3 separate regions of the Homo sapiens genome follow, and all the other regions are linked to region 1. The links are chromatin contacts, found by Hi-C or POLR2A ChIA-PET in ENCODE. All regions are on one chromosome and are shown on one strand. The core of a region is the stretch at or near the end of the contact, and the rest is flanking DNA. Distances in the headings are between cores, read along the strand shown. Region 1 overlaps LGALS9 (galectin 9). Region 2 holds the start of LINC03146 (long intergenic non-protein coding RNA 3146). Region 3 has its middle 48 kb from the start of LINC03146.

Evidence for each region. Hi-C counts contacts between places; a loop is a spot of excess contacts on that map. ChIA-PET counts read pairs that join two places held with the same protein, here RNA polymerase II (POLR2A). Pooled maps may share reads with other maps.
Region 2: a loop to region 1 is called in a map of MCF 10A, with 25 times the contacts of the local background. The contact joins the promoter of LINC03146 here to the enhancer-like site in region 1. A Hi-C loop is called at or near these places in 2 of 168 maps with a recorded cell type or tissue (MCF 10A and naive thymus-derived CD4-positive, alpha-beta T cell), 3 of 37 single-sample maps with no recorded cell type and 9 of 50 pooled maps.
Region 3: a map of B cell shows a loop between it and region 1 (31-fold over the local background). The contact joins two enhancer-like sites. A Hi-C loop is called at or near these places in 1 of 168 maps with a recorded cell type or tissue (B cell), 2 of 37 single-sample maps with no recorded cell type and 6 of 50 pooled maps. POLR2A ChIA-PET finds 5 or more read pairs at or near these places in 1 of 52 experiments (WTC11).

Annotation. Positions count from the first base shown.
Region 1 is chr17:27,648,455-27,651,811 of GRCh38, reverse strand. It overlaps LGALS9 (galectin 9), which reads right to left. Exons shown (of 11, transcript NM_009587.3): 11 at 2,252-2,976. The coding sequence ends at 2,830. It also overlaps the pseudogene NOS2P1. Among named protein-coding and RNA genes, the nearest start is that of LGALS9, 19 kb to the right of the region's middle. Within about 2 kb of position 1,736, at least 2 of the 41 ENCODE cell types and tissues checked have a DNase peak (open chromatin) inside an H3K27ac peak, as active enhancers do.
Region 2 is chr17:27,330,713-27,334,069 of GRCh38, reverse strand. LINC03146 (long intergenic non-protein coding RNA 3146) reads right to left here and starts at 1,575. Exons shown (of 3, transcript XR_007065677.1): 1 at 643-1,575. RefSeq lists an enhancer at 975-1,524.
Region 3 is chr17:27,378,449-27,381,805 of GRCh38, reverse strand. No RefSeq gene overlaps it. Among named protein-coding and RNA genes, the nearest start is that of LINC03146, 48 kb to the right of the region's middle. Within about 2 kb of position 1,470, at least 14 of the 41 ENCODE cell types and tissues checked have a DNase peak (open chromatin) inside an H3K27ac peak, as active enhancers do.

The DNA of each region.
Region 1 (3,357 bases), core at 487-2,986:
GCCTCACATCTTATTTTTTCACTTCATTCCCCATCAAGCCCTTTACTTGACCTCCTACCAAGTAGCACCCTGGATTGATCAGAGCCTCCTCTCTCAAGCTGGGGCCTTCCTGGTCCCTTGGAGACGAAATCTTCAACGCCAGGCCTGGCAAGTGGGTGAAAGATGGAACCCGCTGCTGAGTGCACCACTTCAAGTGACCACCAGGAGGTGCTGTCACACCACTGTGTATTTAACTGCCTTGTGTACAGTTATTTATGCCTCTGTATTTAAAAAACTAACACCCAGTCTGTTCCCAACGGCCACTTGGGTCTTCCCTGTATGATTCCTTGATGGAGATATTTACATGAATTGCATTTTACTTTAATCACACTGTATGTGTGTGTGGCGGGGGAGGGGGGTTGGGGGCTGTTTTGTAGGGAATGTGGCCCTCAGTTATACAGAGTGGGGAGCTGGTGGGTGTCGCAGCCTGGACAGATCCCCCACAGAGGGACAACCCAGGCAGGCCATGGCTCCTCTGAAATGGCTGCCAGGTGTGACAGCAGAAGATGGAGCTTCGTTGCTTGTCCAAAGACCTGTGGTAGGGCAGGGGGCACAGGCCTGCCTCCCTCACAAAGGATCTGAAACGGGGTCTGGCGTGGGTGGGATTCTCACATGAGGCCAGCGCTTCTGGGAAGGCCTTGAGCTTCTTCTTAGACACTGTCTTAGCGTTTTGCTCTGGGGCCACCTGTCCCATGTGAGTTTGTCTCATACGGATGTGGTCCCTGGGAAGGCAACATGTCGAGGCAAGTGTGGGCCACAGCATCCTCGTCTGAGGGATTGGGGACCCTCCCGGGTTTGGAGCTGGCCAAGGAAGGCTTCTTAAGAGACTGAGCCCCATTTCCTTCTCCTGGTCAGAACCAAGGAAGGAGCTCAGCAGGGGACGCTGGGGTCCTAGCAACACACGGCTCCCAGCTCGGGTTTGGTGTCTGCCTCCTGGCCGCCCTAGCCGACTTCGCCCCTCTCTCTCCCCTCCCTCTTCTAGCAGCAGAGTCTCAGGTGGCAGGAGAAGGTGTAGTGTCAACCTCAGGCTCCAGAAAAGCTCTGTGCCCTGCGCGACAGCCGTGCATCTCAGCAACACAGCCAGGAGTCCGCTCCCGGACCGGGGCTTCTCAGGTTTGTGTTTTTGTTGTTGTTGTTGTTTTGTTTTGTTTTTAATTTTGAGACGGAATTTCACTCTTGTCACCCAGGCTGGAGTGCAATGGCGCATTATTGGCTCAATGCAACATCTGCCTCCTGGGTTCAAGCGATTCTCCCCCCTCAGCCTCCCGAGTAGCTGGGATTACAGGTGCCCGCCACCACACCCGGCTACTTTTTTTAAATTATTATTATTTTTAGTAGAGACGGGGTTTTGTCATGTTAGCCAGACTGGTCACAAACTCCAGACCTCAGATGATCTGCCTGTCTCGGCCTCCCAAAGTGCTGGGATTACAGGCGTGAGCCACCATGCCCAGCCGGCTTCTCAGCTTTAATGTGTGTGTCTCACCTGGGGTGTTGTGAAAACGAAGGCTCTGATCTCTCAGGTAGGTATGTGTGTGTGTCACGGGGCAGGGGGGCGGTGCGCGGGATGCCGCGTTTCCAACAAGCTCCCAGTTGCTGCTGGTGCTGCCAGCTCCGAGGACTACACTGGGGCCTGAGGAACTGGATTCTTGCTGAGCCAAGCAGGATGTGTTGGCATCACGTGGACGCGGAGCTGGGCTGTTGGGCAGTGGCCCAGTGGCTGGCAGAACCCCACACATGAACACTGAGCCACTTTTCCCACGCAAGCCCTAACCCCTAATGCCGGGGAGACCCACAATGGAACACACACCCAGACGGTGCTTCGGATCAGCTTCTCCTGACCCCCCTCCCCAAGCCACCTCCTCCCACTGGGACGCCAGGTCTGAGGAGGCAGCTCTGACCCTGCTGTGGCCCTCACAGGCTCTGCCCCAGCCCCTCTCCCATCTCGGAGGCATGGGGCTGTTTCCTGGTGTCCCCCATTACCACCCTTCCTGTGTCCGAGACTCCTGCCCAAAAGGCTAGAGCCCCAGCCTGCTTTCTCCAACACCCTCGTGGGATTTGCAAGAGACCCTCTGGGAGGAGGTGTGAGGTCAGGACCCCCTGCCCAAAGGGAGTCCATGCTTTCCCATCCCACTCCTCTCAGCAGCACCCCCGCCCGATTCCACAGACTCCAAAATGTCTCCAAATGAATTAAAGAAGCCATGGTCAACCCACATGAATGTGCCAACAAGCATTTTCATTTCTTTATTTTAAGGACACTGGGAAAGGAGCCAGTCCTCTGAAGAGAACACTCTGGTCAGGTGGTGGAGGCCAGTGGGAAGCCATCAGGCCTGCTTTCCAGGAGGGGTGAAGGGTTGGTGCACGGTGCAAGGTGAGAGTGAGGTTAAAGGTCAGAGAGGAGGGGCTGAGGAGGCCACCTCCCACCAGGAGCAGACAGCTGGTGGCTTGGGACTGGGGTGGAGCTGCGTGGGGGATGGGAGGGGACTGAGCATGGGGCTTCATCTTCACTGCCCACTCCTCCCCTCTCCCTGGCTGTGCCTGCCTCCTGGGATGGTAGGATTCCAGCAGCTGGAGCCCCAGGTGCTGCTGCGGCTGAGGAAGGCAATCCCCGTCAGCTGCCTTCTCCGTTCCAGGGTGGCTGTAGCCAGAAGCAGGACCAGACAAGGACATGGCCTCTGCATTAAAGCCCAGATCCCAGGCAGGGTTGGAAAGGCTGGGCCTGGGAAGTGGGGATGATGAGAGGACCCAGACTGCCCCACACCCCAGCCCCCGGCCCCAGGGCCAGGAAGCCGCCTATGTCTGCACATGGGTCAGCTGGATGTCGCCCCCCACTTCCAGTCTGTTGATGGTGGGCAGGTTCCTCAGGCGATGGTAGTATTCAAACAGGTGCTGACCATCCACGGCCACCTTGAGGCAGTGAGCTTCACACAAGATCCACACCTGTGCAGAGATCATGCCGTTTGCACTACACTTGGGAAGTCCTCCACCCTCACTGCAGCCTCCTCTCTCCCTCCCTCCCACCCTCCCTCCCTCCTCAGTTGTTAATAAGCCCCTCACCTGCACTCTATCCCCACTGAACGACGGCTCTTCACTAAACAGGCTGTGCGTGCTCTTTCCCCTGTACTGTTCCCTGGTCTAGAATACTGTTCCCACCCCATCAGGGACAGGAGCACTGGCCTGTGCCGTCTGTATCCCTCAGGCCCAGCACACAGGAGTGCTCTGGGCCTGGGCTCCTGCAGCATCAGTCTCCTAACTTGTCTTTTCCACCCCAATGCCTTCTCCACGAAGCAGTCAGGGTACAAATGTTAAAACCTCCTTCCC
Region 2 (3,357 bases), core at 326-2,825, 320 kb after region 1:
GGGAAGGGGGGAAGAGGAGCAGAAAAGAAAAAATATAGATCTGAAATGTCTGTGTGATACTCAGATGGGAGCAGTTTTACAATTAAAAAAAAACAAAAGGGAGAAAGAATAAAGGAAAACATCAAGGCCGGGAGTAGTGGCTCAAGCCTGTAATCCCAGCACTTTGGGAGGCCCAAGGCAGGCAGGTTGCTTGAGCCCAGGAGTTCAAGACCAGCCTGGGCAACATAGCGAGACCTCCTCTCTACAAAAGATACAAAAATTAGCCGGGCGTAGTGGTGTGCACCTGTGGTTCCAGCTACTAGGGAGGCTAAGGTGGGAGGATGGCTTGAGCCGGGAGGCGGAGACTGCAGGGAGCCAAGATCACGCCACTGTACTCCAGCCTGGGTGACAGAGTGAGGCGCTGACTCAAAAATAAAAAACTAAAGAAAGAAAAAGAAAAACATCAAAAGGTCATCCCACATCAAAATGTCGTGTGGTGTATCAAATATCACCAAAAACAAAATCAGAAGGTAAAATTCTAAGCTTAGAAAAATATTTGCAACACATTCGACAGAACTGACATTTTTAAAGTGCTTCTGTACGTCAACAAGAGAAAAAATAGAAAATAGAAAAGCAGACCAAGGATATGAATAGGCAACTCACAAAAGGAGAAAGTCAGATGTTCACAACTATTTTTAAAATGCAGCAGACACGTGGTCTTGGAGACGCAACAAGCAGGGCCGCGGACCAGGCGTTAGGTAGGAAAGGCATTCACCCCTTCTCCAGCTGCGGGGCGGGGCCCCGGGTCCCTCTCTGGAGGGGCCTCCAGGGAGCGGAGCTCTGGGATGCCGTTTCCCCGGGGCGTCTGGGAGGGGCTGGAGAAACAAGCATTTCCTAGGGCTGAGCCCACTTGCCCTCTAGGGGGTGACGATTTCTCTCCCAGTCTTCCCCCCGACTTGGCTGGACTCCGAGGGGAGGGCGCTGGCGCTTCCAATGGCACAGCAGCTCGTGGGGAGCTCGGGCGCTGCCTCTCGGGCGGCTTCCCCAGCCCTCCTGACTCGCGGCCACCGGAGGGCGGTGCTGTCCAGGAGACGCCGGAGCTGGGCGCTCACAAAGGCCCCTTTCTCCTCCACCGAAGATGAGTCATAGCCCAGGCGGGGTCGGAAGGGCAGCCGCTCCAAGGCGACTGCAGAGCCGCGACTGCAGAGCCACGCCTCCGAGTCACCCTGGACGCCTGCGCCGGCCGCGTCTGCTTCTCCTTGGCTTGGCAGGCCACAGGGAAAACTGGGTCAGGCCGGTGGCCTAGTTCGCTGGTTCACAGCGTGAACGCCGGCAGTAGGTGACTAGGAAGGGCATCTCCACTTACTGTCTGGCTCATTCACGTGACAAATATCTGAAGAGCCCCGTGACTGACAGCCAGTTGCTAGTGCACTCCCAAGGCCCGGGTCACCTGAGTTTAGAATGTGTCATCTCAATACCCTGGGGGCTGGGCCTGCCTGGGCAGGTCGCCAAATCACTGGTCTTGTCACATCTCAGGTTCAGTTGCCCACATTGCAAAACATCCCCTGGCCCCCTGGCATTGGATTCCCTTGTGATCTAACCCTGCCCCACCCCTCTGACTGGCTCCCACCAGGTGGCCTTCACTTTGGTCCCCACCCCTGCCTGGCAATCCCCCTCCCCACATCCTGCTCCTGTGAGCCCAGGCCTGTCCTATGGCGGCCTGCAGTGACCTTCCACACCCACCCGAGCCCATTCAGTCTCCTCTCTGCTTCTGACTCTGCCCTAGGATGTCTGAGGATGTCATTTGTTTTTCCCTCCAAAATTCTTTTTGCTAATAAGAAGGACACTTTTGACACCCGGTCCAAAGGTGTAAGCTCCTGGGCCTCAGTGGAGCCAGAAGCAGCCTGTATAGGCCTGGTCTGCTCAGCTGGACAGGAGGAGATCTGGTAGGGATGGACCACTCCAGAGGAGAGGAGGTCAGCCATGGGCCTGAGCAGCATGAAGACCTCATGTGCCAGGAGGGAGGTCAGCAAGGGTGTGAGACCAAGGAGGGCACTGAGTCCAGAGTGCAGTAGCCCTTCCTCTTCTTTCTTTTCTTTTCTCTCTTTTTTTTTTTTCAGATGGAGTCTCACTCTGTAGCTTAGGCTGGAGTGCAGTGGCACAATCTTGGCTCACTGCAGCCTCCACCTCCCAGGTTCAAGCGATCCTCCTGCCTCAGCCTCCTAAGTAGGTGGAACTACAGATGCACACCACCAAGCCTTGCTAATTTTTGTATTTTTAGTAGAGATGGGGTTTCACCATGTTGACCAGGCTGGTCTCGAACTCCCAGCCTCAAGTGATCTGCCCTCTTTAGCCTCCCAAAGTGAACCACCAGGCCTGGCTCCTCTCCTTTTTTCTTTCCTTCCTCTTCTTTCCCTGCCCTCCCTTGTGGTTGCAGCCAAGGAGCTGGGCTGCAGCTGGCCCTCCCTCATGCTGAGTTTTGCTAACATAGTGCCTTCTTGTTCTCTCCCCCTCCCACCTTCCTGCCACCCCATGTGCCATTTCCCAGTGACTCTGGAGCTTCTGAGATGCCTCTGCCTGCATTATGGGTGGGCACACTGAGGCTCAGAAGAGCCAATGACTTGCCAGGAAGCACAGCCATTGGCAGGAGTGGGCAGAGTGGCAGAGGGATCAACTCTGTCTCACCCCAACTTGTGAGGACATGCCCAGAACACATGGGAAAGCAGGTGCACTGTGCTTTGCTGGGATGACAGCGTTCATAGACTTGAAGGCATCAATTTGACTTCAGCATTTAAAAAAATTTGTAATGTTTGCTGCAGAATATCCAAACAATAGAGATGTGTATAAAATAGAACCCAAACAAAAGTCCAATTCTCCCCCAACTCACTTCTCACTGTTGTAAACCAAAAATAATGGACCCCTCCTCTTGGCCAAAGGCATTCCAGGGTTACCTGAAAATCTAGTCAGGCCACGATGGAAGAGGGGGTGGGAGATGCCTCATTATACCCTCCAGCATTCACACCAACGGGGACCTTAGGTCTGATAAGAAACAATACAGTCTATTCTCCCTAAATCCTGCTACTTGGAGGCTTCGTCTGTGTGACAAAACCTAGGTCTTCACAACCTCTTATCATAACCCAGACATTCCTTTCTACCGATAATAACTCTTTCAATCAATTGCCAATCAGAAAGTTTTAAAATCTGACCTCTGGAAGCTGCACCCTACTTTGAATTGTCCTGCCCTTCCAGATCAAACCAATGTAAACCTTGCCTGTATTGATTGATGTATTGTCTTCCTAAAATGTATGAAAGCGGCCAAGTGCAGTGGCTCACGCCTGTAATCCCAACACTTTGGGAGGCCGAGGCAGGTGGATCACC
Region 3 (3,357 bases), core at 221-2,720, 270 kb after region 1:
TCTCGGCTAACTGCAGCCTCCAACTCCCAGGCTCCAGCAATCCTCCCATCTCAGCTTCCCGAGTAACTGGAACTACAGGTGCTGGCCACCACGCCTGGCTAATATTTTTATTTTCATTTTTGTAGGACAGGTTCTCCCCATGTTGCCCAGGCTGGTTGAACTACTGGGCTCTAGCAATCCTCCTGCCTGGGCCTCCCAAAGTGCTGGGACCATAGGCGCAGGCCACCACGCCTGGCTCTAAATTGCCTGATTTAGAGCTGGTCTCTGTCCAGGACAGCGGCAGTCCCAGCTTGAGCATGCATGGCGCAGAACCTTTGGCTCATCAGAAGGGGGGACGGGGGAGAGGCTGGCTAGAGGATCACAGGAGAGAATGTGTCTGAGGCCCAGGCCTGATGCAGGGACCTCCTGCCGGCTGGTGAGATACGGCCTCCAAGGCGCTTTGTGGCAACACCAGGGCATGGCCTAGGTGAAGGCCAACAGGCCCTCCCCACAGGGCTGGAACAGGAAGGGAGAGAAGTGGTGACCCAAGAGGCCCCCAAGAGGCTCAACCGGGGCGGGGGAGGGCCAGAAATCACCGAGGGGCGTGGTGAGCAGAGCAGGAGCCGCTGCCGCCACCAGGGGGCGAGGGCCTAGGGAATCCTGCTCGCTGCCCTCACAGCGTCCCCTTGCGGCTGGGCGGCTGCCAGTGCTGCTGGCCACCGCCGAGGGCTAGAAGTCCCCGTTCCCATGACACTCAGAAGATGAAGGGACTGTGCGGGTGCGTGTGTGTGCATGTAAATCGGGGAGAGGAACTGGATTTAATATTTACTCCCAATCCGCAGGTTTGATGTTCCCGGCTCTCCTTAGGGACCCCCACTGGCCTCGAGCTCTTCGCAGGAAGGGTGGTATCTAGCTTGTTCACTGTGGTCCCCCAGGGTTCAGCACGCAGCCTCGAATGCTCAGGAATGAATGGATGAATGGCTGAATAAATGATGAAAGAGGACAGCTTTCAGGGACAGCCTGCCAGGTGTGGGCAGAGAAACGAACCTGAGAAGTCCGCCATCCCCCTGGCTCCCCACGTCAGGGCAAGCAACAGCTTATGATGCTACAGGCTGCTCCGTGCAGGGTGAGGAGCATCCCCGCTCTGCTACCTACAAGCTGGGTGACCTCGGGCTCTTCATTTACCCTCTCTGAGCCTTGTGACACCATCTAAAAACAGAGACCATAAGACTGTCTAGAAGGAGGTTGTTTTTCTGTTTTTTTAATTAAACATGTGAGGCGGGTGAAAGGGCATCATGTGGTCACTGCTCACTACACGGACATTTCCTTGGCCAGGCGGGGTTGGGTGGGCAGAGGGTCCCCTCCCCCAGCACCCTGACCGGCGTCCTCTTTCTGTCGCAGCGCCCTGCCAGCTCTCCAAGCCCGTCGTGCTGTGCTGTCCGCTGCCTGCTGGCCCACGGCCAGACCAAAACCAGAGACGCCGGCTCCGGCCAGCAGCAGCCACTCCCCTCTTCCTCCTTTGCATTCCCCACGCCGCCCCCTGCTCCCAGCCTCTACTCCTTTCTTTCTTTCTTCAGTGGCTTCTCCGCCTCTCTTTGTGTTCCTTCTAGAAATCGTTCCAGCCTGCTGGAGAAAAATAAAACAGAAATCTCCTCCTCATCCACCTTCTGTGATGGCAGTACTCACAGCTCCTCCTCTTGGGCCCCCTGGCCTCTGAGAGCCACCCACACCCACCCTGCGCCCAGGCCCTGCACCCGAAGCTCCCCCGGTGAGGAACATGGGCATTCAACAGAAGAAAAATACCATTGATTTTGGAAGCAGAGCTCAGGGGAGCTGGGCTGCACTCCCAGCTCTGCACAGATCTCAGATGGGAGCTGAATCTCTCTGGGCTTGGGTTTCTTTCCCCGAAAAACATGGACCACTCTAGGCTCCTGTGCTACTCCATTTGACATGACAGCAGCCCCAGCTTAATAAGGCTGGCATCCCAAGAGGACCAGCCTCTCAAACAGTGTCCTGGGCTCAGGCCCCTGATGTACCCTCCTCTTGGAAAAATATCTGATGGAGCATCCCACTGTGAGTACTCCCCTACCTCAGAGTAGGAAAAACCCCTGAGGTCTCATTTATTGACTGCTTACTGGAGGTCAGTCACCGTTCTTTGAGCTTCATGTGAAATATCTCATTTAATCTTCACCACCATTTTTTGAGGTCAATACTATTGTTTCCCCCATTTTACAGATAAGGAAACTGGAACGACCTGTCCAAGATCACATATATATCAGAGGCAGGATTTGAACACAGGTATTTTTAACTTCAAAGCCGAGGCACTTTAATCATCATCCTTTCACAGGAGAGACAATGCACAAAAGGCAATAAATAAAACTTCTTCCTAAATCTGGATGGATTTTATGCAAAGAGAAAAGTCAGAGTAAGTAGTTCTGGGACTTTTGACAAATAAGAGATGGAAGACAGATCCACATAATAAAAAGTATGTGGGGTTGGGGGCGGAGGAGACTGGTGTTGCTTAGTCCTGGGTTGGAATACCCGTTCAATTTGCTAGCTGAGTGGCCACAGGTCAGTGACGTTACCTTTCTATGACTTGGGTTGGGGGATTTCTCTTCCACGAGAACTAAGATCCTACTGAATTGACCATCCCACAGATAGAAAGTGTTGACAAAATACAAAAACAAAACAAAACGAAAAAGCAAAACAAACCCAAAACCAACGCGAGGCACTGAAGAGTGAATAAAAGCAAGTAGGCCCTGGCTGGGAGTCAACACTTGGAAGAAGGGCATGACATATGGTGAGTTATCTGTTTTTCTGGCTTTGATCTTGAAGGTGCGCTGCAGTCAGCAGAGCACACTTGGGGAACCTGCGGTCTTTCTGGCCTAAAGAATCAGAGTACAAAGTTTAGAGCAACCACAGCCACTGGAAAGTGAAGTGGGGAGTGCCATAAAGGAAAGGCTCGGAAAGGGGGTGGCTCCAGATCCCATCTGTAAACTCTGCCCAAATCTCTCACTGCTCCCTGAACCACACATGCATGAAAAATACTTTAGCAGAGGAAAATAACTGAACTGAGGTTTGAGCTGCCACCGAAGAGCAGAGTTTGAAGTTAATTGCCTAATAAAAAGAAAGAAATCAACATGTTTCGGAGGACTAACAGAAACCAGAGCCTCTACAGCGTAACATGAACAATGTCCAGGATAGAATCCTGTTCCTGTATAAATATGTTCTCAAAACACAACAGAACTAAACTAGAAATCAGTAACAGCAAGATAGCTGGAAAATCCCAAAATGTTTGGAGATTAAACAACACACTTCTAAGTAACACACAGGTCAAAGAAGAAGTCTCAGGAGAAATTTTTAAATATTTTTAATATA